Linked DNA regions of Mus musculus: regions 2, 3, 4, 5, 6 and 7 are each linked to region 1. A link is a loop called in an ENCODE intact Hi-C map of the cell type or tissue named here. Cell type or tissue: heart. All regions are shown on one strand. Region 1 has its middle 50 kb from the start of Gm40665. Region 2 overlaps Dip2c (disco interacting protein 2 homolog C). Region 3 has its middle 88 kb from the start of Larp4b. Region 4 overlaps Zmynd11 (zinc finger, MYND domain containing 11). Region 5 overlaps Dip2c (disco interacting protein 2 homolog C). Region 6 overlaps Dip2c (disco interacting protein 2 homolog C). Region 7 overlaps Dip2c (disco interacting protein 2 homolog C).

What was found. Hi-C counts contacts between places; a loop is a spot of excess contacts. Peaks named below come from ENCODE experiments on the same cell type or tissue, not always from the same donor. Only the 100,000 strongest peaks of a DNase experiment are listed, where the experiment ranks them.
Region 2: a loop joins it to region 1, with 2.9 times the contacts of the local background. A loop is called at or near these places in 6 of 42 quality-filtered maps.
Region 3: it touches region 1 in a loop (8-fold over the local background); 38 of 42 quality-filtered maps call a loop at or near these places.
Region 4: a loop joins it to region 1, with 2.4 times the contacts of the local background. A loop is called at or near these places in 7 of 42 quality-filtered maps.
Region 5: a loop joins it to region 1, with 5 times the contacts of the local background. A loop is called at or near these places in 10 of 42 quality-filtered maps.
Region 6: it touches region 1 in a loop (4-fold over the local background); 11 of 42 quality-filtered maps call a loop at or near these places.
Region 7: it touches region 1 in a loop (3-fold over the local background); 4 of 42 quality-filtered maps call a loop at or near these places.

The regions. Positions count from the first base shown.
Region 1 is chr13:9,844,701-9,848,700 of GRCm38, forward strand. No RefSeq gene overlaps it. Among named protein-coding and RNA genes, the nearest start is that of Gm40665, 50 kb to the left of the region's middle. In heart, no CTCF peak of the experiment used is centred here; a DNase peak (open chromatin) is centred at 2,331; H3K4me3 peaks cover 228 bases.
Region 2 is chr13:9,640,332-9,644,331 of GRCm38, forward strand. The region is part of intron 31 of Dip2c (disco interacting protein 2 homolog C); the gene reads left to right. Among named protein-coding and RNA genes, the nearest start is that of Gm36423, 32 kb to the right of the region's middle. In heart, no CTCF peak of the experiment used is centred here; no DNase peak of the experiment used is centred here.
Region 3 is chr13:9,179,744-9,183,743 of GRCm38, forward strand. No RefSeq gene overlaps it. Among named protein-coding and RNA genes, the nearest start is that of Larp4b, 88 kb to the left of the region's middle. In heart, a CTCF peak has its summit at 2,308; a DNase peak (open chromatin) is centred at 2,318; H3K4me3 peaks cover 358 bases.
Region 4 is chr13:9,681,900-9,685,899 of GRCm38, forward strand. It overlaps Zmynd11 (zinc finger, MYND domain containing 11), which reads right to left. Exons shown (of 15, transcript NM_001199141.2): 15 at 2,937-4,000. Gm36423 (a long non-coding RNA gene) reads left to right here. Exons shown (of 4, transcript XR_873120.3): 2 at 1-1,344; 3 at 3,230-3,321. Among named protein-coding and RNA genes, the nearest start is that of Gm36423, 9.4 kb to the left of the region's middle. In heart, a CTCF peak has its summit at 1,548; no DNase peak of the experiment used is centred here.
Region 5 is chr13:9,465,464-9,469,463 of GRCm38, forward strand. The region is part of intron 1 of Dip2c (disco interacting protein 2 homolog C); the gene reads left to right. Among named protein-coding and RNA genes, the nearest start is that of Dip2c, 190 kb to the left of the region's middle. In heart, a CTCF peak has its summit at 1,966 (motif pointing left); no DNase peak of the experiment used is centred here.
Region 6 is chr13:9,561,074-9,565,073 of GRCm38, forward strand. Dip2c (disco interacting protein 2 homolog C) reads left to right here. Exons shown (of 37, transcript NM_001081426.2): 10 at 2,041-2,151. Among named protein-coding and RNA genes, the nearest start is that of Gm36423, 110 kb to the right of the region's middle. In heart, a CTCF peak has its summit at 2,029 (motif pointing right); no DNase peak of the experiment used is centred here.
Region 7 is chr13:9,634,785-9,638,784 of GRCm38, forward strand. Dip2c (disco interacting protein 2 homolog C) reads left to right here. Exons shown (of 37, transcript NM_001081426.2): 30 at 1-106; 31 at 2,311-2,481. Among named protein-coding and RNA genes, the nearest start is that of Gm36423, 38 kb to the right of the region's middle. In heart, a CTCF peak has its summit at 1,923; no DNase peak of the experiment used is centred here.

The DNA of each region.
Region 1 (4,000 bases):
ATGTGTGTGCATTTTGTGTGTGTATGGTGGTGGGGAGGTGGGTGGAGTTGAGAGGACAGGCAGCCTTGGCTATCAGTGTTCAGATGCCTTCTGTCTTTTTGATTGAGACAGTGTATCATTGGTCTGCAACTTTGTCTCCTAGGCCAGGCCTTCTAGAGATGCTCCTGCCTCTGCCTCATCCAGACCACCTTGCCTTACCTTTTGTGTGTGTGTGTTTTTTTTTTTTTCTCGACAGGGTTTCTCTGTGTAGCCCTGGCTGTCCTGGAACTCACTTTGTAGACCAGGCTGGTCTCAAACTCAGAAATCCACTTGCCTCTGCCTCTCAAGTGCTGGGATTAAAGGCGTGCGCCCCCACACCCGGTTTGCCTTGCTTTTTACATGGACCCTGGAGAGTGAGCTCATGGCCTAATGCTTACGAGGCTGGTCCTGTACAGTCGAGCCATCTCCTCAGCCTTTAGTTAGGATCTGTTTCTTTTGTCTTGTAAAGTCTACCTAGTTTGCTTCTCTGTTGCTGTGATAAAATTTTGACCGAAACCAGCATGGCAGAGGCCAAGGCTTATTTTATCTTGTTTTTTTATTTTTCTTATTTAGTTTTTATTCATAATCATAAACTTACCTCTACAATCCAGCTAGATTTGGAGGGGAATGAGGAAAATATGGAACCCAAGGGACCTCAGTGGGAGTAGAGATGACTGACAAGGTACTGTGAGCAGAGATGACAGGGTACTGTGATTACAAGGTACTGTGAGCAGAGATGACAGGGTACTGTGATTACAGGGTACTGTGAGCAGGGGGGGGGGGGGTTGCTCTCCTGTGCTAAAGGAGGGATGGTCCAGTGGGTAAGATGCCCACAAGTTAAAAGAATTAGAGTTGTCTACAGTTGGAAATGGTGATCTTGTTGTGTTGAAAAAAATACTGGACTCAGAACCAGCTTTCCTCAGACCTCAGGCTGCTACAAACACCCCTTTCCCTCCTTCAGTGCATGCACACACACACACACACACACACACACACACACACACACACACATTCTCTCCCCCTCCCCCAAGGCTTTGTACTCTGCACAGCCTAGGTTCAACAATGTTCTGTACAGTCCCACACTTGTGCTTAAACATGCTGCTGTTTGCCCAGTGGATACAGAAAGAGGCTGTAAATTAGTTGCTTTTCTATTGTGACCTGGAGATCCATCCCATAAACAACCACCAAACCCAGACACTATTGCATATGTCAGAAAGATTTTGCTGAAAGGACCCTGATATAGCTGTCTATTGTGAGGCTATGCCAGTGCCTGGCAAACACAGAAGTGGATGCTCACAGTCATCTATTGGATGGAACACAGGGCCCCCAATGGAGGAGCTAGAGAAAGCACCCAAGGAGCTAAAGGGGTCTGCAACCCTATAGGTGGAACAACAATATGAACTAACCAGTACCCCCAGAGTTCGTGTCTCTAGCTGCATATGTAGCAGAGGATGGCCTAGTTGGCCACCAATGGGAGGAGAGGCCCCTTGGTCTTGTGAAGATTATATGCCCCAGTACAGGGGAATGCCAGGGCCAGGAATGGAAGTGGGTGAGGTTGGGGAGCAGGAGGAGGAGGGAAGGTATAGGAGATTTTTGGAAAAGAAACTAGAAAAAGGAGTAGCATTTGAAATGTATATGAAGAAAATATCTAATAAAAAATAATAAAAAACATAATCTGATGAACGCACTCTCTCAGTTGAGATTCCTTCTTCCCAAATGACTGCAGTTCCTGCTAGGTTGAGAAAAACTAACCAGGACCAAGTCTATGGCTCCCTGTCTTCTTCTCTTCCTTCTCCATTGCTGCTCCCCAGAGGTCTTTTGGTGTGTGAATGTCTTTGCACTTCTTATTTTTTTCTGTGGCAATTTTGAAAAATTTCCAAATATAATGGAATAGCATTAGTAAATACGTACTTCTTTTTGGAACCCTGGAAATTCCATTTAAGATGGTGTCTAAAGCGGAGCTCAGGGCCAGCTAAAGTATTGTACCTGAGCTAGCACTGTGCACAGCTGCAGCCAGAGCTGCGCTTGTAACTGCAAACTGACCAATCAGTTCTGACGCTTGGTGTTATTCACCCACACCAACTGTTGGAGCTTTCGATTTCTTTAACCAAATTCTTTGTTCTTTTTTCTGGATATACTCTGCCTTTACTCAAATCAACATTTCAAATCCCGAGACTCTAAATAAAGCTATTTTGCAGTTACAGTCTCCATACTGACCACAGACAGATCATGCTTTAATCCGGTCCTGTTGAAGCGAGGCCATGCCACTGCAGTGAGTGGTCACACAGTGTCCTCTGGTGGTCATGCGGGAGAACTGCATGCATGCTCCATGGTTCCGCGGTCCAAACTAATATATTGTTAGATTAAATCATAATTATTGGGCTCACTGTTTTGGGAGTGGGGGTTGCCGTATTGATGAAGTCCATGTACAGGATGTAAGATTAATATAGAAGCTGAATCTTAGAATTTGTATGTCTGTGAGAATAATCTATTGGCTTGGACTGGAGCACTGGCTGTTGAGAGTAGAGAAAGGATTCAGAAAGCTCTCAGTCTTTGAGAATCCTGATGATGGAGGTCATGGATATCAGCTCACCACATGTGAATTTAAATTCCGTCCAACTTTTCTCCAGTCCCCATTCTCTGGCTTGGCTGGAGAATGGTCCCAGTATAAATGTAAATTCCCGTTATTTATAGAGTCTGTGGCTCTCTATTAAGTTGTGTGAATATATATTCAAATTTAAATGAAGTGGGCAAATTTCGTGAATGGAAAACAAAATGTGGTGACCCACATAATAGTTAGTGAATTGTTTCTGCTCAATCAAAAGACCAAGAAAGCCAATCCCTTCTCTTGCTTCGTGTTCTTCACCCAATCTCTTCCCAGATTCCATGTTCCTCTGCTATGTGAATTCCAGTGCAACTGTAGCTGTCACACAGAGATGACCGTGCTAATACCACCTTGGAATGCAGTAGGTTTGGAATACTGCTCAGTGGTAGAGAGCTTGCCTAACATGTTCAAGGCCTAGGTGTGGTCTTTAGCAGTGTGCACATATACAGTACACCACACACACACACACACACACACACACATACACCACCACCAAATTAAAATAACCCAGACAGAGGAAGCAGGTGGCACTGTCATGAGAGTCATCTCTCCTCCAATAGAGACACATACCTTGACAGACAGAAATCCGCTCAGAGCAGTCAGCTTCCTCTCCTTCGCAGGCACATTTCCAGATGTGGCAGCTGCCTGCATCCTAGATGCTGGGTGTGAGTGGATGTGCCCCTTTGGACCAAAACATCCTGATGTGTGTGTGTTGTCCCATGTTATCTTCTCCTTCTGCTGGCTACAGATGGAGCAAATGGATAACTTTTCTCTCTGCATTGTACTGTAGAGGGAAGCTTACCTGTCCATCAGAGACACCGGCTTCAACAGTCAGTGAACAAGCACTTCAGCTCTGGAGTACCAGTCCTCTGCCCCAGCACACATGCTTGGGGCCCGTGGCTTTGGCAGCTAGTGTTTATGTAGTCAGTGAAGACATTGGGTGTGTGTGGCCTCTGATATCTTGATTTGTTTTTTTCTGGATCAACCATTGTTAACTTTTCCTGGAGAGATGAACAAATATCTACTTACCCACATAGGCAACCAACAAAAGACCAAAGAAACCATACCATTCAAGTATAGCTCAGTGAATCGATTAATTTAACTGTTGTTGCCTACAAGGTCATAGCCAACTTACAGATACAAGTTGCTGGGAGCTCAAGTGTGCCTGGAGGCCATGTTCCACGTTATTCTCTGAATGAGATGGGGTTCAGATAACTACTTGTGGAGTTAACGCTCTGTCCAGACACACGAGGGAACCACCTAAGTGACAGAAGATTTGACCTGGCCTGCCATTTCACAGGGTTCAGTCTGATTGCTTTAGCAGAATGTCATGGTAGCTACAGAACGTGGTGGCATGGACTCCTTATCTTATGGGAG
Region 2 (4,000 bases), 200 kb before region 1:
GGGGCAGCGACCCATAGCTCACCCACAGCAAAGCTTCTGTAGCTCAGAAGATGGTGGTTCTATACCCTTGCCTACCTCTACTCTAGAAACTAGCCCGTGACAAAGTTCTTACCCTCTATATATTTCTCGTTGTCAGTGTGATAAACAATCAAAGCATAGATCTACCTGGCCCTTCCCCTGAAAATGTGATTATCGTTTGTTGGTGAAGAGTGCCTTGGGCACAGACTTTAGGGTGGGTGATCAAAGAAGTGTTTGGGCAGGTGCTCGTTTGCAGCGTGTACCACATTCACAAGCACGATGGCCTTTTGGAAAAGTGATAGCCTTGGGAAAGGATGGTCACTGGAGACATTTGTGTCTGTTACTTTTTATGAAATTATGTGACAGCTGCTGAACAAACAGGGCCATGAACACATAGTCTGGAAGGCAGAAAACCTTATTGCTTCCTGTGGTATTTTCTCTAGAACATGACACAGTGTGAAATAAGGTGTGAGGAAGACCAGTGTGCAGGCGGAAACATAAAAATCTAAGATATTCTTCACATTTTCCTACCTTCTGCCCACATGGTTAAGGTGAAGAAGATGAGGCTTCTCTGAGGAGAACCAGCATCACTGGTGTTCACAAACATTGGTGTATCGGTGGGAATGTTAGCTGTCGATTGGTTGGCTATTTCTTACTAGTGGTCTTTTCCATATCTGATCACCATCCTTACATCCCTTCAGCACACTGAGTTTCTGGATAATCAGCTAGTTACAGTGAGGAGATCTAATCTCTCTGAGACAGTATTAAGCAGCTTAGAAAGGGAGCCTCATCCCTGTGTGTCTAGGCTTTAAATATCTATTCCTTAGGGACAGTGTTTTGTGAAATTAGTGGTGTCACTTTTAGAGGAGTTTGCTGGCCTTGTAGGCTTCTATGCACCTTATAGATGTGGAATTTATTTTTTAATTACAGACCAAAAGGCCTCAACAGTGCCTTAAATACTCAAAGATGAAATCATGCAGTTTTTTCTAGCGCTGAACAAACATAGGTAGATACCATTTAGAACATATCTGAGAGGGCTGGTGTGATAACTTAGTTTTAAAGGCCCTGAGTTCAAATCCTAAACCCACATTATAAAGGAGGCCAGGTCTGGTATACACACTTGAAATCCTAGCACCTAAGAGGAAAATCTTAGGGATTCAACCACCAGCCACCCTAGTGTGCTTGGCAAATTCCAAGCCAGTATCTGAGGAGCAATACTTGCTCTACAGGGGCACATCTATAGTTGTATACACACATATACAAATATATCAGATAACATGCCCTTTTACAGTTTAAAGGAGCCAGAGAAATATCTCAGTGTATAAAAGTGCTTACTATTGAGAATGATGGTCAGAGCAACCTAGAAACCTAGTGGTGGAAGGAGAGCGCTCCACAGGTTGTCCTCTGACCTCTACACATGTACCAAGGTACTGCATTCATCCCCCCCCCCCCCCACCAATCATAAATAAGTGAATGCCATTCTAAAAGTTAAGCTTTAGAAGAATAGACTTGGGGTTTGTTTTTATTTTGCAAACATCTTCATCTGTGCCCCCAGCTGTTTTCACTGCCCAACCTCACATCACTCTTCACCCTTGGTCAGTCTCATGTTGAACCACCTTCTCTTTGTGGAGTCATCATGCCTTTGCATGCTGACCTTCATCTGCAGTGTGATAGAGGCTATGCCCTAGTCCTGGTCCCTTCCAAGACCTTTCAGACTCCATAGGGGCAAGGACCTTCCTTCCTCTTCCTCTTCTTGCTCTACACTTCCTCTCATGTCTTCTGTAAGCAGCTGTGCTAGGAATAGCTTCACTAATGACCCTCTAGGGGCCAACACACCATCACATCTCCCGATTCTGTCACTTCTGAGTATGAACAGAAATGCTGAGAACTTGAGTCATCTAACCTTAGCCCTATGCATTTCAACAGAAGCTACAGCAATTAAATGAATACTTTCTTGATCAGAGTGTAGTGTCCCATATAAAAAGCGTATAGCACATAAGAATTTCCTCCAAAATGAACTCACAGTGTGAATCTGCAACAAGTGAATTGTACTTACAAGAGAAAAATGGCTATCCAAGCTTTGCTCTGTAAGAAAACACAGAGACAGAGTGAGGAGTATTTTTAACAAATTTATCAAACCCTTTGATTAGGGCAGCTTCTAGTTGGATCCTCCCGTACACATGAAGGATAAAGTTTAGTCATTGTTTTTTATGAAGAGAAAAAAAAAACATAGATTAAATGGACTTTACTAATTGACAGAGCTATGGAATAAAAGCCAAACAAAAAAACAAAAAACAAAAACAAAAATACCCTATAAGAATAATAAGCCACTGGTTACCTATAGGAATGACATTTCTCAGAATCTTGAGCTATTAAAATGACACAATTTTCATTTGTTGAATTTATGATAAAAATAGATATTGGAAATATCGAATTACTACTTTAGGGTTTAGTTAACTTAAGTGTTAGATTCTGTTGTTTGTTTGATTTGTTTGTTTGAGACAGGGTCTCACTATGTAGCTCTGGCTCCTGGAATTCATTCTGTAGACCAAACTGGCCTCTAACGCTCAGAGATCTGCTTACCTCTGCCTCCCAAATACTGGGATTAAATGCATGTACCACTGTGCCCAGCTTAACATCATTTTCTGCAATACCATTAAACAGTGTCATTGTTTATTATTAACCTGTCTTGGGAACACTTTCCCATCACTTTAACATTTAAAGCAAAGAAACTGTCTCTGCATTAGCTATGTGACACATAAAGTTGCATCCTCTTTTCATTAAAGGAAGAGAAGGATAAACAATGTCCTTCCATCTTCCAAAGGAGACTTAAGATGTTTTCTTATTAAGAGGGGAAAAAACCTTAAATATGAATGATGATGGTATATTACATAGGATAAGATGAGTAATTTATCTGAGTGAAAAGCTTGTTTATAAATAACTTTGTAGAATTAATAGTAAAGTTCTAGTCAACCTTAAATCTTGAAACTAACAAAGAAAGAGAAATACAGTAGTCACAATGATAGATAATTGATAATTAAGACTCCAGTCTGAAATCACGGGACCTGTATTCTCCATCATTTGACTTGTTCTTCATTGCAGTCAAGAAACGTTCCTGGTTTTCAGACTGTGCTTTTTTACCCATAGCCTGGCTAAAGGATAAGTCATGAATGTCAAATAGATGTCTAAGTTTGATTCAGTGTGTTCCATGTGGGAGATATTCATTCCAACACATTGCATGGGTTACTTTATTTAAACAACACACAGGGCATCTATGAGTAAGTACTGTCATTCCCACACAGCGTGGCAGGACTAAGCACTTCGCCCAATTCCTGATGCAAGTGAAGTGGTCATCAATGCAATGCAGACATTTGCTCTGAACTTATATACTCATTCAGTCATCCAAGTAAAACTGATTTCATGAGGCTTCACTGAAGTAGTAAGAAGGGTTCCACATGTCCATAAACCCCAAAGTCTGTTTGTTTGACAGTTATCAGACTTTGGCAGCCTGGGTGTTCACATGTTACTTGCCAGCCCTCTGAAGGGAGGCACTCACTGAGCCAGAGTGAGGAAGTCAGGCTTAATGTTGCTATGGTGTTTTCAGAAGGGTCGGCTCAAAAGAAAAATAAGAGTGTGAGCAAATGGACCCATGTTCCAATAAAACATTTCAAAACCAGGCAAGATGGTCTTTGGCTAGCCCCTTGAATATCATTCCATTTACCAGTTTGGCAGCACTATCTTTTGAAACTTGTCAGTCCCACCCCAAATCTCCCTAAAAAAAAAAAAAAAAAAAATGGACCTTTTTTTTTTTTCTTTTTGAGACAGGCTTTTATGTAGCCCAGGCTGCTGTCAAACTCAGTGTGTAAAGAGGAAGAAGCAAGTATACAATTTAGGAGCCTGGTACTTGATACCTTTATACCTCAGAAATGCACCTTCGATCCTTTTGTCTTACTGATTTTTTTTTCCATTTTTTATTAGGTAT
Region 3 (4,000 bases), 660 kb before region 1:
CCACCTGTATCCTTAACCATTCAGACATCTGAGGCATCCTGAGCCTGTTACTCCTTGGCCTTGGGCAAGCTCTGATTCTAGACCTCCAGAGACCACTCACCCACGTTCAGCACATCCATGCCTTACATGCCTTTAAAGGGTCTTCAGTTCCCTGCTCCTCCCAGCAGCCCAAGGATCCCCCCCCACCCCCCGCAGGCTGTGGCCTCCCCTTGCCTCAGCTCCTGGGGCACTCACAGAGTAACTGACTAGCAGAGATGGGAGCTGTCACCCACCCACCTCTGACTTCATCTCCAAACGCTTACCCCTTCTCCATCCACACTGCCGCGTCCCCTTCCACAAACATACCACATTGCCCCATAGCAAAGCCTCTGATCGTCCAACACCTTAGTTCAAATACCCCGCGACATGGCCGTGGTCCTCACAGAGGCTGGCAGCCTGCGCCCTGCCACACACCGTTTGGTTTATAGCTGCACTATCGTAACTTAAAACTCATCGCGTTGTTTACTTGTTTTTTATTAGAATCCCCAGAGTAATCAGCCATCTACTATCTTCTCCTAGTGTGTGAGGTATTCACGGTGTTGTGGTGAGAATATGAAATTCTCCTTTAGGGTCATTTCTTTGAACAGTACCCTGAGGGTGGTGGTTTTGGAGCCTTTAGGAGGCGGAGCTTCACTGGAGGAAGTAGGTTAAACTAGGAGCAGGCCTGGAGGTTTAAGCCTCCCTCCTTGTTCTCCGTCAGCTTCCTAACTGTTACCGGTATGACCGCTGCTTCCTGCTCCTGTGGCCGGGACTTCCCCGCCACCATGGACTGTATCGCCATTGAGCTTTAACTGGAGATCAACCCTCATGTTCCTAGCTTATGCTCTCGTTTCCAGGCAGCGTGGATTCCAGCCCAAGGAACAGTACTGCCCACATTTAGGACAATAACAATCGGTGCAGTCAATGCAGTCTAGAGACTTCCTTACAGACGCACCCAAAGCTCTCTCTCCTGGGTGGTTGTAGGTCCTGTCAAGTTGAAATAGAGATTTAATGGTATTCTTGACTAGACTAAGTAAACAAAATATTGTTTCCCATATATAGAGGATTGTCATGGTTAAGGAGCATGGGGTTCTAAAGTCCAGAGAGCCCCCTGATACCTGCAGTGTCTGCTCGTGCATCTGAGGTCAAGGAAAAAAATGGGTTAACGCCACCGAAAGCATCCACAAATTGTTTTTTAGAATCGGGGAAACCGGGTCTCACTCCTCTTAGACACACAAGGAGGTAGGTTCATCTCCAGTGGCAACCACAGAGTCCCTAAAGGGCCTGTGAGGGTAGGGACTCTTTCAGTGAAGCGCTCCCATGGGACAGAGGCCACCTTGATGACAAGGGATCGCCCAGCCAGAGTGGTCTGCAACACAGCCCCCAGCGTGGCATCTATGCTCACTGTCAGATGCACAGCAAAGCAAATGTCCTGCGTGTCAGATATGTGGTGATCACATGCTGCTCACACTGTTCCCTCGTGCTTTGGAAATTTCCGGAGTCAGCTCTGCCTCAGTGCCTCAGGACCTCTCCCTAACCTCAGGTCAGGACTCCAATAAACAGGCAGAGAGAGAGCAAAGGGCCCAGCCTCCCACTTCCTGCCTCCTTGACTATTTGCCCAGCCTAGGTCAGGTAGCCAAAGACCCATTTGTTGCTGTTTGTTAAGTTCAGCCAAAGCTTGTAATGAGGCTCAGTAGGGTTAAACTCTGTACTGTGATATAAACAGCACGAGCCCTGTGTACAAGTGTGCTCATCCCAGTAAAACATAGAAAATGCTGGTGAAATTAATGTCAAAAGACCTTATTTGATTTGGCAGGCTGAAATACAGCGATTCCAACATGCATTGGTATAAAACAGGTCCCGTTTTTTTTCTTAATGTTGCTGGGTTTTGTTTATTTAGTTGGTTGGTTGGGTGTTTTGTTTTTTGTTTTTGTTTGTTTTTTGTTTGTTTTAAGACAAAGTCTCATGTATCCCAGACTGGCTTCTAACTCACTATGTAATTAAACATGACCTTGAACTTCAAATCTCCCTGCTTCCAGATCCTGAGTACTGCAATTATAGACTTGGAAGCTGTGTGTGGTCCTGGGGACTCAACCCAGGGCTTCATGAATGCTAGGCGAGCATGTTATACCACTGAGTTATACCCCTCCTACAGCACCAGCCCAGAACAGTTTTTATTCTTTTAATTTTTTTCTAACACTGAAAACGTTTGAAATCTCTGGTGTATATAGAAACTTAAAGGACTTGATTTCTAAAGGTCCGCGTCCTGACGATGCAGTGTAGGACTCACCACCACACGGGGGTGCTCGATCCTCACCCTAAAGCACTCGAGGGAAGTCCCTTTGTTTGCAGCAAGAGAAGGTAGGAGGATCTCTTTTGTACTCTTGTTTAAAAGGCAAAGACACCGAGCTTGGTCTTGAGACAGCTTCATCCTTTTCCTCCTGGTGCTTGTAGAAGAAATTTGGCGAGAGTTCTTCAGAGACTGCCGGAGACCCTACTGCTCATGGATGTGAATATTTAGATAGATTAGATAGACAGACAGATAGATATAGACAGACAGACGGGTAGGTAGGTAGGTAGGATATATACACAAATATGTGATATATTTACATATATGTGATTTGTTCTTATTTTTAAGTTGAAAACATATCGTTTCATGCAATCTATTCAGACGACAGGTTTTCCCTCTGTCATTTTCTCCTCGGCTCTTCCCACCTTCGGGTGGCTTGGCCCTGGTCTTCTAAAGCCATTTCTCCTTTTTTTCAGGGCTACCCTGATGCCCAACTCATCTGCTCACACATCTTTCTTTCTCCCTTTAGAAAGCAAACAACAAACAAGCCTGATGGTGGTGGCCTTTAATCCCAGCACTCAGGAGGCAGAGGCAGGTGAATTTCTGAGTTCAAGGCCAGTCTTGTCCAGAACAGTCAGGACTACAAAGAGAAACCCCTGTCTTCATAAACAACAAACAAACAAACAAACAAAAGCCAAGAAACACAAACCCCATAAAAAAAACACAAAATTGGAAATCATAATAAACGAGCAAAAGACTAGTAAAAAAAAAGAAAGAGAGAAAGAGAAAGTGAGAGAGAGAAAGGAAGGAAGGAAGGAAAAGAAAGAAAGAAAGAAAGAAAGAAAGAGAAAAGAGAAAAGAGAAAAGAAAAGAAAAGAAAAAAGAAAAGAGAGAAAGAGGGGCTGGAGAGATGGCTCAGCAGTTAAGAGCACTGACTGCTCTTCCAGGGGTCCTGAGTTCAATTCACAGCAAACACATGGTGGCTCATAACTATCTGTAATGGGATCTGATGCCTTTTTCTGTTATGTCTGAAGACAGCGACACTGTACTCATATTCATAAAGTAAATAAATAAATCTTTAAAAAAGAGAGAGGAAGGAAGGAAGGAAGGAAGGAAGGAAGGAAGGAAGGAAGGAAGGAAGGAAAGAAGGAAAGAAGGAAAGAAGGAAGGAAGAAGAAATCCAAACAAAGAATATGGGGGCAGGGGGGACCAACCAACCAAAAACTCTACAAAGATACCATTGAGTTTGTTTTGTGTTGGCCTTGGCATGGGGTGTGTATGCCCAGTGAGATGCAGTTGGAGCAAACAAATCTTTCCTTTGCAAATTATTGTCAGTTTGAGATCGCTTCTTGGTTATGGGTGGGAGCACATGCCTGTTTTCCCCTCAGCCCTGGTGTCCTATCTAGCTGACGCAGTCTGTGAGTTCTTGTGTGCTTCAGTCCTGTTGTGTCTGGAACTGCCCCAGGCATGGGGTTCCATCCCATGGCATGAGCCTTCAGTACAGTCAGATACTGAGTGATCAGTTATTCTCACATATTTTTTTTTTCTACTATTACACATATCACAGGCAGGTCACTGCCTCAGATGACAGGGTTTGTAGCTGGGTTGGTGTTTAGCTCTCTTCTCTGGTAGTGTGCAGAGCACCTTCCAGTACTGTGAACACCAGTTAGTAGGGATGTAAACTCTAGTTGG
Region 4 (4,000 bases), 160 kb before region 1:
TGCCAAGCAGAATTCTCTCTATTCCCCCCCCCCCCCCCTTGGGTCACAGCATTGGTCTTCCTCTGGATTGCTTGACTTACCAGATCCCAGAAGGGTGGTGAAATACAGTCTGAAATGCTCTACTTGTGCATGAGAGCTGGTAGAATGTCCTATCACCTTTTTCCTCTTAAAATCAGGAGAATGAACCTCCCTTGAATGACAGCTGCCCCCACCCCAAGAAGAAACATTCCTTGTCAGGGGAACAGCCAAAACTGCATGAGGTCTTGATCTTGGTCTTTTCCCCAAAGCTCTCATCTTCTGCCAGCTCCCGTCAACATCAACAGCCCTTTCCACACTCACCTGTTGTCCCACATCCTGCTTGGGTCTTGCTGGTTCTTTGAGTGTTGGGATTTCAGTGAGGCCCTACTCACAGGGCATGTATGCTCTTCTCCCTGTGGGTCTGTCTTAGCCTTAGAGGATGCAGGTACAATTTTGCCTTGCCTGTCCGCTCAAGGTTAATGCTTGTCACATTACAGGATTTCGGTTGAGGGTCTCACTTTTCTTTTGAATGTGATGACCAGACAATTTCCAGGCTCTCAAGTTTGAGACTACAATATCCTTAAAGAGGCTCAAACTCCATCAAAAGTTTTGTTTTGTTTTGTTTTGTTTTCTGCAGCTCCCAAGCATTCTAAAATGTGTTTGCTGTTGAAGGCCACAGTAAGTCAGGACAAGTATGACAAGAAAGTCATTGGGCACTAGGAACAATGCAGCTAGTTTCAGTGGAGACATGGGGGAAGTAATAAAAGACTAGATTTTGAAAGCTTGGTACACACTAAGGATGCAAATGGCCTCAACCATAATTAGAATTGAGGGTATATCTCCACAGGTAGAAAGCTTGCCTGCCATGCAGAAAGCCCTGGCTTCCATGCCCAGAACCACATATGATCAGAAATTCAAGGTCACATAGTTTGTGGCCAGTCTTGAATCTGTGAGACCCTGTCTCACACATAATAATTGTAATTTTATATTATTTACAAATGTTTGATGAGACACAACATTAACCTTACCTGGTTGTGCTTTTTTTTTTTCAATATGCCTACTAAGAAATGTATAGTTCTGTAGAATTTTATAGTTCTGTAGCATTCTATGTCCCTGTCACAGCATTTTTGCTTTATGGAGTTCAATGTAGTAACACTCACTGTCTGAGTTTTCACAGCCTCAAAACTTGTCTCTCAAGAGTGATGGTCTCTGGTCAGCTCACGCCATACTACCTGGAAGCTCACAAGCAAATGACTTTCCAGCCTCCCAAGCTGCAGGCCCACTCCATGGATCCTGACATCTGCAGTGCCTGGGTGAGCTGCGTAGGTATGAACACTTTGAACTTAATTACAGTAAGTCTATTTGTCTCTCTACATAATAATGTTTCACTAATTTGATTAGGTCAATAATTCTTAACATGAAGGACAAGGTAATTCTTGGCATGAGGCACCTATAGAATTTTACGCAGTTTGTCTTGCACAGGCATTTGGCTCAACACTTATTTCCCTGGTAATACATCTGTGGTCCTCAGAGTGGCAGCACTTGGGAATGTGTTAAGGATGCCTGTACTGAGGTGTAGGACCTAACAGTGCATGAATAAGGCCTCCTGACACTCGGTTGGTGCTCCTCTAAGTCAGAGCCTGGGTGAAGACACAGGTAGAGCTGCTTGCCGCACCTTCATAGTCAGTGAGGGGTGTGGAGGGAGTGGAGAAGCCAGCTGAGGTGACGGGTATCATTCAGGATGTTGAACTTGTTGACAACTTTCAGATGGTCTTTAAACTTTAGAGTCTAGCACAGCAGATACATTTAAAAAATGGAGTTTGCAGTTAAGCCAATATGAATTTGAGACTGAGTTCTGTGACTCACCAGTCAAGCACATCCAGGTTCATTATTAAATCACTTTCAATTGACCTGTCTATACTTTCCTGGTCTTGATTGCCAGACCAGGGTATCGGTGGCTGGACTAAAAGACTTCCTTCTAATGTATTAGAATGCAGCCATTTCCCTGTGGAGTCCACTTCTGTGCAGGGTCCTGTGCAGGTTTGAAAGTATTGTGAGATGTGAGCTGTTTCTCTGTTTCCAGGCACACGGCCCTCACTGACTCAGCTCTGGCCTGGGCTTCGAGACTGTCACTTTGTCCGCACTGTTATGGACTCATACTTGTTAGTTAAGGCTTTCTCAGTTGAAAACCTTTCTGAACACAACTGTTAAGTCCAGACTTGGGGTGGGTGTCCAGGGTATGAGGTGTTTGCTTGTGTTTTAGTTTAGCACAGGTGAGCTTGTTGCTTAGTGACAAAGACAACATGAACAGAATCTTTTGTGATGACAGTTGGAAGTTGGAGAGGAAACCATCTCATCCCAACTGTGATCTCACTACTAGACGGCAGTGCTGAAAGCACGCAGAGCTACATGAAGACGGGCTGACGTTGGCGTGAAGGCCGGAGACTGGTAAAACAGCAGCATCTGCCACCCAATGAGAGCAAGCTGGCCCTGGCTGCTCAGAGTCCATCAAGAGCAGCCCTAAGTACATGATCTCGCCCTCTTCTTTCTGAGAAGTGACCCATGGAATCCAGTATAAATGTTGAAGTGAAGAACTGCACCTGATAAACTTGCATTTTCCTTTTTTTTTTTTTTTTTTTTTGTATTTTTATGTGTGTGAATTGTGTTGCCTGCATAGCGGTGTGCACCATGTGTGTGCCTGGAGTCCACAGAGGTCTGAAGAAGACACTGGCTTCCCTGGGACTGGAGTGACAGATGCTTGTGAGGGGCCATCTGCCAGAGCAGTCAGTGCTCTTACCCAGCTCCCGACATGGCTTCACTATCATCATGAGCAACTCCCGCTCTCGACCAAGCTTTTCTGTAGCTGTGTTGTGTCTGGCAGCAGACACTGAGCTGAAGCAGCTTACTGACAAGAGTTGTTGGGTTTTTTAAATACATTTATTAACCAATGTTAACACAGTAAATGAAATCTATATATTGCTAGTCAGAGCAGCTTACAAAATGCCAGAGGGCATCATAGAACTGGACAGCCACAATGGTACTTACAGTGTGCAGAGCGGGACACTCAACACCTTGATAGAGCTTTAGGATTGCAGAAAAATTTAATGAGTCCTAAAACAATCAATTGTAATTTTACCTAAAACTTTTACAAAACCAGGCCACAATCTCTTTTTTTAATTTTTTTTTTGTTGTTTTTTTTTAAAACACACAGTTTTCACACTGTAGTTACTTGGAAATGTGCAGCCGTGTCGACAGAGACAAGAAGCCAAAGTAACAGGGACCTCACGTTCATGCAGCTATCAGGTAAATAGTACATACTCTGGAATGATTTTACACCAAAAATATTCCCACAATAACTTGCTCTCACAGGGGTGGATCAACGTCTGAAAACAATCAAAGACCGTCAAGTGTCCTTGTTCGGGCAGCGCAGCAGCAGTGATGGTACACGGCAGCGAGGAGGGGGCGGTGGTGCCTGTAAGCTATTGCAGTTCCTGTATAACCCGAGGGAGCTCCTGGGCTACGGTTGGTTTTACAAAAGAGCTCGCCCCGTGCGCGTGTGTGGCAGTAGTTACGCCGTCTGCAGTAGCACCGGCACTGCGTGGAGGAGGCCTCACAGACGGCTCCTTCCTTTCATCTTTAGAGTGACCCTGATGAACCGGGGAAAACTGTCTTAAAGGCTTTTCTCCCGACTCTTTCACTTCTGTTTTGAGTAATTGCTTTAATAAATATCAAAGGTCTAAATAAATATTTACAAATTATTTCTCTAACCTCAAAAAATAACTAAAGGATAAAGTAGGAATTTGGTTCGGTCTGTGATGAGTCTTGGAGGAGAAAAAAAAACAATTGGTGAGATAGTTTTAAAGAAATTTAATTTTCCTGGTTGTCTTTTATATATCTATGTATAAAAAATGTTATTCAACTATCGATCCATTCCTACCAGTAACGCTGCTTAAGCAGACACCCCGCAGAATACGGACTTTGT
Region 5 (4,000 bases), 380 kb before region 1:
GTGCCAAATATTAACACCTCGGTTTGCATTCCTATCCATTTATGGTTAATTTGGGATTAAAAATTTAAATGTTTTTGTAACAATTTTAATTATGGACATATTACCATTACAACTCAGCAATATTCATAGCACTTTAAAGAACTAATTGGATTATATTATTTGTTAAATTTTCTGGAAGCATTGTGTATAGTTACCTAATTAATGTTTGTTGGTTTGCCAGAAATCAACTTTTTTTTTTCATTCAGAAACCAGAAAATGAAACATTCACTTCCATTAAATGTTCTTTTCTATGTGCCTCTTAATTTATGAGCATGATAACATGATCAACTTGTATCTTTTGGGATAATTCTTGCTTTAATAATGATCAGGCTAAATGATCATAATAACATGTTTTCTTGGAACTTAGTATTTGGATGCTTGTTTTGTGGTGACCTTGAGACCTTCATATAGGAAAACAAAACGAAAAGAAACCAAACAACAGTGTGTGTGTGTGTGTGTGTGTGTGTGTGTGTGTGTGTGTTGCATGCATGTGTATGTTGCATTGCTTAGCTATAGGGTCTGGAGCTAGCTAGGTGAGAAGTCCTGGCTCACCTAAAACTTATCTAGCCCAGGCTGGGCTCAAATTCAAGGTCATTCTCCTGGCATAGTATTTGTAAAATTCTGGGATGACAGGTATGAACCCCTACACCCACTTGTGAGGTTTTACAAGACTAAGAAGATAGAGGAAAAGACTTATGATTTATATGTACTTATACCCATACTGCAGCACTGTCTGCACCTACTCAAGACTTCTTCTATTCCTTTAGACACAGACCAACTACTGACGAGACACATTGCTGACAGCACCAGCATTCAAGAGTGCTCTTCTAGGTCTTAAAGCACAGGTATCCAAGTCTTATGCAAATTGGCTGACTGTCCTTCAGAAACAGTGCACTCTAGTTAGTATCTTGCTAGATACTAATTTTGGAATTAGTGATTAAATTTTGATAAAAGAAAAACATTAAGGAGTTAATAACAGGAGAACAGGACCTCAAAACTTGAAAACTGAAGTTCTCACTGAGTGCCACCCTCACCTTAAAAAATAGAAGTTCTATTTTTGCCCCCTGCAGATGAAAGTCTCTATTTCATGATCCTGAGCTCAGAAGGGGCGGACCCTTGTGTGCAGATTCAAACCAATTGTTCCAACAAAAAAGCAAAATTAATATCCCTTATATTTTGGATCCTACTCCCACATCTTGAAAATGAACACAGCTAAACTTAACCACAAAACACAGAAATAGCCATCCTCACCAAGATTCACCAATCATACAATTTACATTATTTTTCCAAGAAGAACATGCAGAAAGTATTAATTCAGTACACTTTAATGATGTTTAGAGCAATTGTATGCGAGCACCTCTGTTTCCTTCTCCATTTCCAGTTTTAAATTCTGTGCAAGGAGATTGAAGTTGGTGGCAAAGTTGTCATGTTGATGTGACAGAACTTGAGTAGGTCTAATTCTTTGCAGTAAGTATCTTACCCTGGAATCTAGATAAGATCCAGTTTTCCTAGTCTGCTTCTCAAAACAATCTAAAGGCAAATACTGATGAGCTAGGCAACAAACTTGAAAGACATTTCCTAAGTAAATACCATGCTGATTTTTCTTCTCTGTGTTTAACCAGCTTTGTAGGATAACATAATAGCATATTATGGCTGGCTACTTTACACTGAATCTAATATTTTCTCCCATAAACTCCGTTAAAGCTGCATTAGTAGATCCATTTGAAAGCAGTTCAGTAGCTAATGAGAGTACAGCTAAAATATTAGGAAATAGAACTCCATTTTCACACATTCACATATATAGGAGCACTCTGTAGGCCTTGAACCTCTATATGAGTATAATGGCACTACTGGGATTGTAAACACTTAGAAAATACCCATAGTGGTTTTTAGAGTGATACAGCACTTGTGTCTGTTGCTCTTTATTGCCCCCTGGTGGTCAACTTAGAACTAACTTCTTGGGTTGCCTATTGGGGCACTGATGCTTTTCCTCCCCAAACATTAGATTTCAATAAAAGGAAGGTGTGTGTGTGTGTGTGTGTGTGTGTGTGTGTGTGTGTGTACGTACATGTATGAGGATATATAGTTTTAAGTAGTCTTAAATGTTTTTACTACAAGTTGATAATAAACACATGTCTAGAATAATAGACTTAACCATGCTAGCAGTTAATATTGAGGAGAAAAAATAGGTTTTGATAAGCAGCTGTAAAGAAAATAGGGAGAAAATAGTGGCATGTTCTGTCCTGCCAGATGACTGAGGACCATCTGTCATGACTCAGTGCACTGGCTCTGAATGGTCCACATATGGCCATTGGCTCATTTTAGATTTCATTAATCCTGACGTCATGAAGTTTGTTGTAGTTTTAGAACAAGAGAGATAGTAAGTCAAGGCACTTTTTAGATACACTGGTCAGAACTTGAGGTAGATGGGCTACCTCTAACTGGGGAAATGAGATGCTATCTGTTGATATTCTATGCTTTTATGTTGCTCAGAAGCTACTGGTCTAATGAATTAATATATTCCAAAAGGTAGCCATTGTAAGCTTCTAGGTGAGACTCAATGCTAGGCAACGAATGCCTACTAAATGATAGGCATAGTTCAAGGAAATTTGGCACTGGGATTTGCAACAATACCAGCTCTCCTAGTTAATCAGCCTTGTGGAATCTTTAGCATATATGTGCCTTTTCTGTGGTAACTTGAGTTTACATATTTGAGACCTTTGTTTGCACTAAAATACAAGAGTTTTTATCCAATTCATTCTTGTAAGCAGTTTTATTCTGCTTTTAAAATGTCAGACATCACTGAGCTTTGACACCATGGTGATTTTACTACAATATATTTCCAGGCTTGCCTGGCACAATTGTATGGCAGAGCATGGGTTTCTGTGAGCTAGTGGGAAGAACCTGAAAGTCAAGGACACACATTCAGGTTAGATGGGATATTTACAAAGGTAGAAATTTAAATGAAATTAGTCATTTTTTTTTTAAGAGTATAAAACCAAACCAGCCCTTGTGAGACTCCAGAACACAGCGAGTAGGTTAAGATCCAAATCTGACTTCATTTTTATGCCACAAACTCAGTTTTTTCTTTTAATTATTGGTTATAACATTGAGATCACGGTGATTTGTGCAGCTGTTGAATGCAGACACTGCTGTACTTAAGGTCAAGTGTAGCACCTAGAACCAGGCAAGGGCTCAATAAGGCTTGCTATTGTTACTGTTTTAAAGATTCCCACATGAACACAATTGCTACATATGTGTCCATCTACAACGGGTCACTGAATGTGAAACAGGTAACTTTGTTTTGGGTTGGCTGGATTTATTTAGACAAGTTCATGACTGGACTTTTTTGAGCTGAGCTAACTGGTTGCTGTTTGTGCTTGAAGCTATAGAACAAAACAAAACAAGACAAAAACAAAAACAAAAACAAGAAACCTGAGCCCCAGGAAGTAGTGGACCTTTCAAATGTTTCCTCTCCAGTCACTTTGGGGACTGGAGAACAGGACATGCCTCAGAAGGATTTGCCTGAGGTGCCTCTTTCAGAGGGCTGTAAACTTGTGGGAAGGAAACTTGTCTTAGTTCTATCTGCCCTTAGATGATTTCTAAGCTTGGAGTAAAATTGTGAGGTTTATAGGCTATTCTCTCAGGGGTCAAGTACTGTATTCATTGTCCTTTATAGAACCTTTTATTAAAGAGCCTTCATCCTTACTCCAACTGGTCTTTGTCAGTACAATCTTAAACCATGTCACTTAGATTGCTGACTAATCAGAGTCAATACAAGCCAACTCAGGGACATCTTATGACACCAAGAAGCACATTGGATCTTCCTCATAACGCACTGTGTCTCTCTCACCCGTACCTCCCCGTGCACAGTACCCTTACCCAGGAAGAGACACTGATACAAGCAATCTGTCAGGAACCCTGAATTAAGGAGCCCATAACAATCATCTCAGAATTTCCA
Region 6 (4,000 bases), 280 kb before region 1:
ATTCACATGAGACGTGGTCTCAAAAATTAGTTTTTGTTAATATGCTTACACATACAAATATATCCTCTTACTCTCTTTCCAACTTGTTCTTGCTGGTTTTCTTTTAAGCTATGTAGAAAAGAAATCATGTATTCCAGAACTTAATCTTTCTCCAGCACCTTTCCTGTCTTACAAAATACCCAGCATGGCTAAATTTAAGATACAGCTCCTGGCTTCAAAACTACTACCAGTATCCTTTTATGCTAGCCTATTTATCTTGGATATTAAATATGCTAGACTACCTTATCTAAATGTTCTTACCAAAATTAATAAGGCTACTTAAAACATTTTTAAAGAATCCATTTGAAACTCAAAAAGTACAAAAATGATGCATATTTGCTAAACCTTTGGATTTCTGTGCCTGTGAAAATACACCCACAAGGTTTGTAAAGAGTTGACACCATAGGTGCAGCAACGTGTTAGAGGGGCTTATGTGAAAATAAAAGCTGCATCCTGAAGAACACAGTAGGAATCCTATTAACCAACCAACCAACCAACCAACCAAAGAACTCTTATCATACAGGAAACTTTGTAAAACCCCAGTGAGTTGGCAATACCATTTGAGAGAGCACTAGGATAGGTTAAATATTAAATTGGCTGTGTTGCAAACAGTCATGTAGCGCATACTGATGTTCAGAGAGTTTGCATGTAGGATGGCCATCCCAGAAGATACTGCTTAGTGAAGTGTCATAGCCATTCTAGTTTGCCTGAGTACAGTCTCTATACTTTAATTATTATAACCCACCTAACACATTTCTCCTAATTTATATCTACACCAAAACTGTCTCAATTCTTTAAAAAAGCATGGAGAAATTGGCTCAAATATTTATTACCTTTGAATATAAAGGAAACACATTTAAAACATGAAATATATACCAAAAATGTAAAAATATATCAAGAAACCTTTGTGTTAAATATATTAAACACAAATTCCAGGGAACATAGCAAGGTGTGAAAAGAGAAATATGGACAATGAAAAAGAATCCATAAGAGGAAAAACTTGAGGATATGGTCATATTGTTAGTGTTGGGAAACCTATTTAGAAATTATATCCAGTATTATGTGTTGTGGGTTGTAATCTACTCTTAGACTGGTTAAACTGAGCAGGTTGGATAAACAAGGAAGACCAGGAGCAATTAAGTCTTTATAGTAGTAGGCAGTGAAAATATGCACGTTCAGCATTAAAAGACTGATGTTGAAATTATGCCAGGTAGTGCATGTGATATATCATGCTTCTGTAAACTCTGCCATTTGACTGTTACCAGGACAATTAGGAGCAGTTTGTTATTGCTTTTTCTTTTTCTCATAGAAGGAACTATGACTTAGGCCAAAATTGCATATAAGATACTACTAAAACTAAAAAATAACTTAGCATCTGAATTCAGTCCAACTGGGTCTATCTCCTAAGCAAGCATTTGCCCAGATACCTAGTAAAGAATTATATAAACATTTAATTTTAGTTGTAAGAACGTTATCAGAATATGCAGAGTTATTTATTTAGACCAATAAAAAGAGTAAAAACACATATACTGTGTACACTGGTTTTGGTTTTTTTTTTTTTTTTTTTTTGGTTTGGTTGGTTTTTTTGCTTTTGTTTTTTTGTTGTTGGTTTTTTGTTTTTTTTTTTTTGTATATGAAAATTATGTGGCTGTGGAACACAAGCAAACAATAAAATGAGATTCTGTCTGGTACGGGAGGATAGCTGACAGCTGTTAATACTTCCCTTCCGTGTAAGTTGAAGAAAAAGTATGGGGTACTTATTAAAATATCTGTTATTCTTTTTACATAAAACATTTTTTCTTAGCATCCATCACTTTTGAGATAGATTCTTGCTCTGTAGCCTCTGGTCACTCTTAATTTATATAGTCCATAGTCAGCCTCCTAAGTACTGATCTTACTGGCCTGCCTGTCCACCTGTTGGGGACCTGAAATTTTCATCCTGCTGTCCATGGAAGTATAAATCCTGCTGTTGACTCAGCTGTGTGTCTTGCTCGTCTCCAGGTGGCGCTAGTGTTCCCCAACAATGACCCTGCTGCTTTCATGGTGGCCTTCTATGGTTGCTTGCTGGCTGAAGTTGTTCCTGTCCCCATTGAAGTGCCACTCACAAGAAAGGTAAAGAACTCACTGTTCATTAAGCTCTATTAGAGGGAAGTGTCAGGCTCCATGACTGGGTGAGAATGTGTAGACTACAGTTTTGTAAATTACTTTTTATCTTTGCTGTGCAAGTTCAGTGACATGTTCTTGCTGTCTCTAACACTCAGACCAGATTTTCATTAGTTGCATTAATTTGTGAGAACAGTTATTCACACATACCCAGCATGTCTCATCTGCAGGTGTGCTCCTCCGTAAGGTGAAGCTTCCGTTTATTTGGTAGCATAGCATGGCCCTGTCTTATCAAGTCCTGGTTCTGATTGGTCATATCTTATTTTCAAATTAAATGTCTAAACTTGCTCTTATCTTTATTGTATATTCCAACTGTGGGGCCAGTAAGTAGCTAGTATTGTATAATTTTGTAATCACCAGCCTTATTAGCAGCCCCTAGTAGATTTGCTGTGTGTAGTTCCCAGGGCTGCAGTAGCTTTGCTGCTGGTGTTTGTAGGGATCTCTCCCCCATTTCTCAGGATCTTGTCCTCACCTGTTTGTTCACCTGTTTGATAAGAAAGCCATGCCAGCAGGTGCGAAGTAACCTCACTGTGGTTTTAATTTGTGTTTCCCTAACAGTTGTGCTGAACTTTCTTTCCTGCCTGTGCATGTATAACATAGCAGCCTGTTGGCCTGAGCAGTTTTCTTACTTTTACCTGACTCTTCTCCCCGGTTACAAGTGAGATAACAGGATTGTATGAGTAAATGAGGAGGAAGTACGGGAAGGCTAATCCTTGCACCCACCTGTTCAGTGGCCACTGGAGCTCCTTAAAGGTCCTACTCAACAGTCCTTGTTCTTAAGCCTGAATCTGGTTGAATGCCTTAAGTAACAGCTTGCTTTTATTTATTCAGTTATAATCCTGGTAGTGAAAGGGAAACATCTAGGCAGTTTTATCAAGAGAAGTTGGTGACCCAACAGGAGAGAGGGACAAGAAAAAGCAGTCTCCAGCCTTGCCAGTGACATCAGGAAAATGATTATCACTATCTTGTGGTATCTGAACCTGTATGTTTTTCTGTCAGCCAAGTGGATTTACTAACCTAAAAAGTAGGTTTCGCCAAGATGTCCTTGAGGAACAAAGGTTATCCACAAGGGTGATAGTCTGGGTACAAAGGGATAGCAACCGCAAAGACCCAGCCAGGCTGACAGTGTGAAGCCTGTGTATGCCAGTGATGACAGGACAGAACATGCATACTGGGCCAGACCAAGGTCCTGCTGTGACTTGAATGGCTGCATAACAGCCACCCGGGTCTGGTGCTGCCTGAGAATTTTTGTATGCTGTCAAGGCTATCTGGCTTGCTCCAAAGAGCTCAAGTCATAGTTGATTGGTTGGTTGTGTTGCTAAATATTTCCAAAGTGGGCTATGTGGCACTTGCTCTAATCCTAGTAGTGGGGATACTGAAACAGATGGGTTGGGCTCAATGAGGCCAAAGTGAGCTACTGAATGAAACACTGCCTGGAAACAAACAAAAGTTTCAGATGAACCTCTAGAGGGAATAATGTCAGAGTCTGGTATGTTTACCGCTTTAGGTGAACAGAATGGTATTTTGAGAGAGGCACTCAGTAGACCTGGGATCTCGAACTGCAGGAATTGAGGGAGAAAGAGCAGTAGAGCTGTAAAGGGCTACAAGGAGATGAGCAAGTGCCTGCCAGGGTGAGGAGGGCCTCCTCCAGAAAAGGCATCTTTTAGCTGACGCGTCCTTGTATGCATAGTATGGCAGGCACCTTAGATTCACTTTCTTAAATGCCAGTGTATGCTATGTGAGTGTTCCTTAAAGTATATAGACACACAAATATGTGTGTGTGTCCTATGCTGGGTTC
Region 7 (4,000 bases), 210 kb before region 1:
GTGGCTTCTTGCTGTGAGTCAATACAAAGTCCGGGATACCTTCTGTTCCTATTCGGTGATGGAGCTTTGCACGAAAGGGCTGGGCTCACAAACTGAGTCCCTCAAGGTAAACAGCCTCTCTTATGGCCTCAATGCTCACCAGAACTCCAGGCCACTCTAGTCTTGAGAAAGGACACTCGCACACTTGATGAGGCAGCATATTCCTTCCAAAGAGCTGACGTGTGATCTGCTTGCAGATTGATTTAGAAGAAGTTAAGGTTTTAGGTTTTCCTCATGAATACTTACCCACTGTCAGATACTAGTAAGAATTGTGAAAGTACTTTGTCCTCAATTTCTCCAGTATTTGTCAAAAGATGTAAATTGTCTCTGTTCCTAGCTAGATTTGGTGTTCAAGTAGAAAATGTTTATGTGATCAGCTTTCATTGGCTGGAAGGCCCTTATTTGAAGGTCTGCACTGTAACAAAAATTTATTTTGCAACTAAGTGAACAGTATTTGGGTTTTTACTTTTTTTTTTCTTTTTTCTTTTTTTCTTTTTTTTCTTTTGGGGGAATTTAATAGACGTTTTCATGGTAAGTTGAATTGTTAGTTAATGATAAGAGGGAAAAAATAATGTCTCGATAGTGTTCTACCCTGCTATTCTCTGCTTGTATATGCAGTGTGTGTGTCTGCCTATAGCTGTACAGGTTACTTATGTTTCTGTGTGTACACATATAGTCAAGAAGAACCTAGCACATTTATTTCCTCTGAACTTTTTCCTATTCATCCTAGTGCAATAAAACAAGATATGTAACTATGATGTTAAGCTATATAAATTCAGTTTATGAAATTACATATTTATATGAGGAAGAATTACAAAGAGTATTTCTTAGATCGACCTATATTGTTTTACAAAATGGTCAGGTACTTTTTTACCAGCCTTTGTTGTTGGCATGTACATAATTATCAGAGCTATCACAATTGAGTTGACACTTGCCACAGCTCTGTGAATCAGGACACGCTACTGTCCCTTGTAAAGATGAGAAACTTAAAGTCAGAGGATTTAGCAACCTTTCTACCCACATTTCTGCATTTAAAGAATTATAGAGATAAATTTGTACTGCTAATTGGAGTTGCTATTGTAGCCCAGCCACTTCAACAGTCACAAGTAAAGTTACTAGTATCATCCAGAGTTTAGTTGTTCCTATTCAATGTGTGTCTGCAGTTATGGTAAAACATCAGATTTTCATATCAAAGTTATCTTGAAGTCTGAGAATGTAGCCCAGTGGTAAAGCACATGAGGGACTCTTTAGTTATCTGCTGTTCCAACAGCTTGAGGGGCCCAGTTTGGGCAGTCCCCTGTCAACAGCTCGCTTTATGCCAGCCAGCATTACTCATTGTGCGCCATCACCTTCTCTTGAGGCCACAGTGAGATCAGAAGTGACTGATCTCATCTCTCTCAGCCCAGCCTGAGTGTGGCAACTTTAACAATTCAGTATTTTCATTCATTTCATTGAATTCCTCCTCCTCCTCCTGTGTGTGTCATTGTACAGTTCAGCTGGTTATATTTGTGGCAGAACCTTAGAAATAATTATGGAAATGTGCTTGATAATGAAAGTTGGTCTGTGACTTTTCAAGTCTCATCAGGTATAAACAGAGAAATGTCATTAGAAAGTTGTCTAAGCATTTTAGTTCTGCCTTTCTGTTTAAACACATTTCCAATATATGCATTCTTTTTTCAAAGGTGTGTGTGCGCAAGTGCAGATGCACACTTGAACACACCGTGTTTGCTGATAACCTGTGGAGGCCAAAGAAAGTGTTGGTCCCTTGGAGCTAGAATTAATGGCAGCTGTGAGCCATGAGCTGTGGGTGATGGAACTGAACCTGCATCCTCTGAAGAATAGCACACACTTAAGCACTGACCCAGCTCTCTAGCCCCATCATGTGTCCATTCTTGTCAGGTCCTACCCCTCCAAAAATGCACACTAATGCTTGTTCTTCCCCCGTGAGTGTGCTTGCTCACCCTTTTCCTTGTCGTTCTTGCTATTGCTTCAAACATGTTTTCAATGATATCTTTACTAGTTGCAATGTTTATATGGTTTTGTCCTGTGTTTCTTCAGCTGACTGGCTTGGCTAGGGTTTTTTTATTTTGTTTTGTTTTGGTTTTGGTTTTGTTACACTAACCTCCGCAGATAGCTTACAGAAACACTTTGGGTACAGATGGCACTAGAAGTGAAGAGTATTCCTGTGGGATTCTGAGTGAAAGGTTGTGTAGGTTACACATGGCTACACATGTTGACGGCTTAGCTAGTGTCCCTTGTCCTTATTTCCAGGCACGAGGCTTGGACTTGTCCCGGGTAAGAACCTGTGTGGTTGTGGCAGAAGAGCGTCCCCGAATCGCCCTTACACAGTCTTTCTCAAAGCTCTTTAAGGACTTGGGTCTCCACCCACGAGCTGTTAGTACTTCATTTGGCTGCAGAGTGAACCTGGCAATTTGCTTACAGGTAAGTTTCACTGAAACCATGGAGTGCTGTATCAGAAGACTGAGTCTCAGTGCCGGGTGGCAGCGTAGACCTGCTCAGCGGATTTTCCTTGGCAGGTGCTTACTTACATTAGACAAATCTCTGGTCATCACACAGATGTGAGTGCTACACCGTTTCCTTCTCTGCTTTTACTTGGAGACTTCCTTTCTAGCCATTATACACATCACTTACTGCATCCTGGAATATTTTAACTTTGGCAAAAGAGAAGCTCTTGGCCAAACTGGGCTGTCAGACTTATTTCAAAATTAGATATGAGAAAACCACTTATTTCAATAGTTCTCAACCTTCCTAATGTTGTGACCTGTTAATACAGTTTCTCATGCTGTAGTGACCCCAACTATAAAATTATTTTGTGGCTACTTCATAACTGTAATTTGCTACTGTTATGAATCATAGTGTAATTATCTGATATGCAGGATATCTGATCGTCAACCCTGTGAATATGTCATTCAACACCTGAAGGGGTCATGATCCATAGGTTGAGACTCATATATATGATTCTCTGAAGGAAGCTTTGCAGTGACGTAGCAGGGTTAATATTGTTGGTTTCCTTTTCCTCACTAGTTTCCTTCACTATTTCCTTTCTTTTTTGATAAATTCAACCTGTGAAGGGTGAAGTGACAAGATTAAGATTGCCAAAAATAACAAATGAGCACTTCAAGTCTGTGCCCAGCACTTACTGGTCCTGGGTGAGATAAGAGGAGTTCCTTGAGCTGGCTCACAGCAAATGCTAGACTCAGTTGCAGGAAAGCAGATGGGTTCCGGGCCCCTACCTACACTGTCCCTGCCATTGATACTTGAAAGGGTAGCTGCTGCAGTCTGCTACTGGGTAACCCCCCTCCCCCAACACACACACACACACACACACACACACACACACACAGACGTTGAGGATATCAAAGCAGGAAGTAGCTACCAACAGCTTGTTAAACATTTCCACGTACATGTTCCCTGTTTTTGTCTTCTTTCCTTTACAATAGGCTGCATACTTTTTATAATGGGAAGTACTAAGTAAATTTCAAAGCCCAATTCAATCTTCTCCCATTGTTGGAAAGTCTTTTTACTTAGATGAACTGAATATGTCCTTTTTTAAAAATTTGTTCAAGTTTTCTAATTTTTTCTATACCAAAATGTGCTAACGTGAAGGGTGTGTGTATAGATACAATGGAGTGTGCTTTATCCATAAAGACAAATGAAATTACATCATTTGCAGGGGGATGCATGAAACTAGATTATCATGTTAAATTAAACAAGCCAGTTTCAAATTGAAGTATTTCCTCTCATGTAGAATCTAGGTTTGTTTTTTTCCCTACAAATAAAGGGGGGCATAAAAGCACAGTGGGATATAATTGGAGGGAAGAGTTGGCAGGAAGCTGAGGGGGTCAAGAGGAAGTGAAAGGGGTGTCTGTGCGTTGTGAAAAGGTCATGGAACTCATTATTTTATTCAGATATGCAGTAATGAAGTTATTCTCAAGAAGTA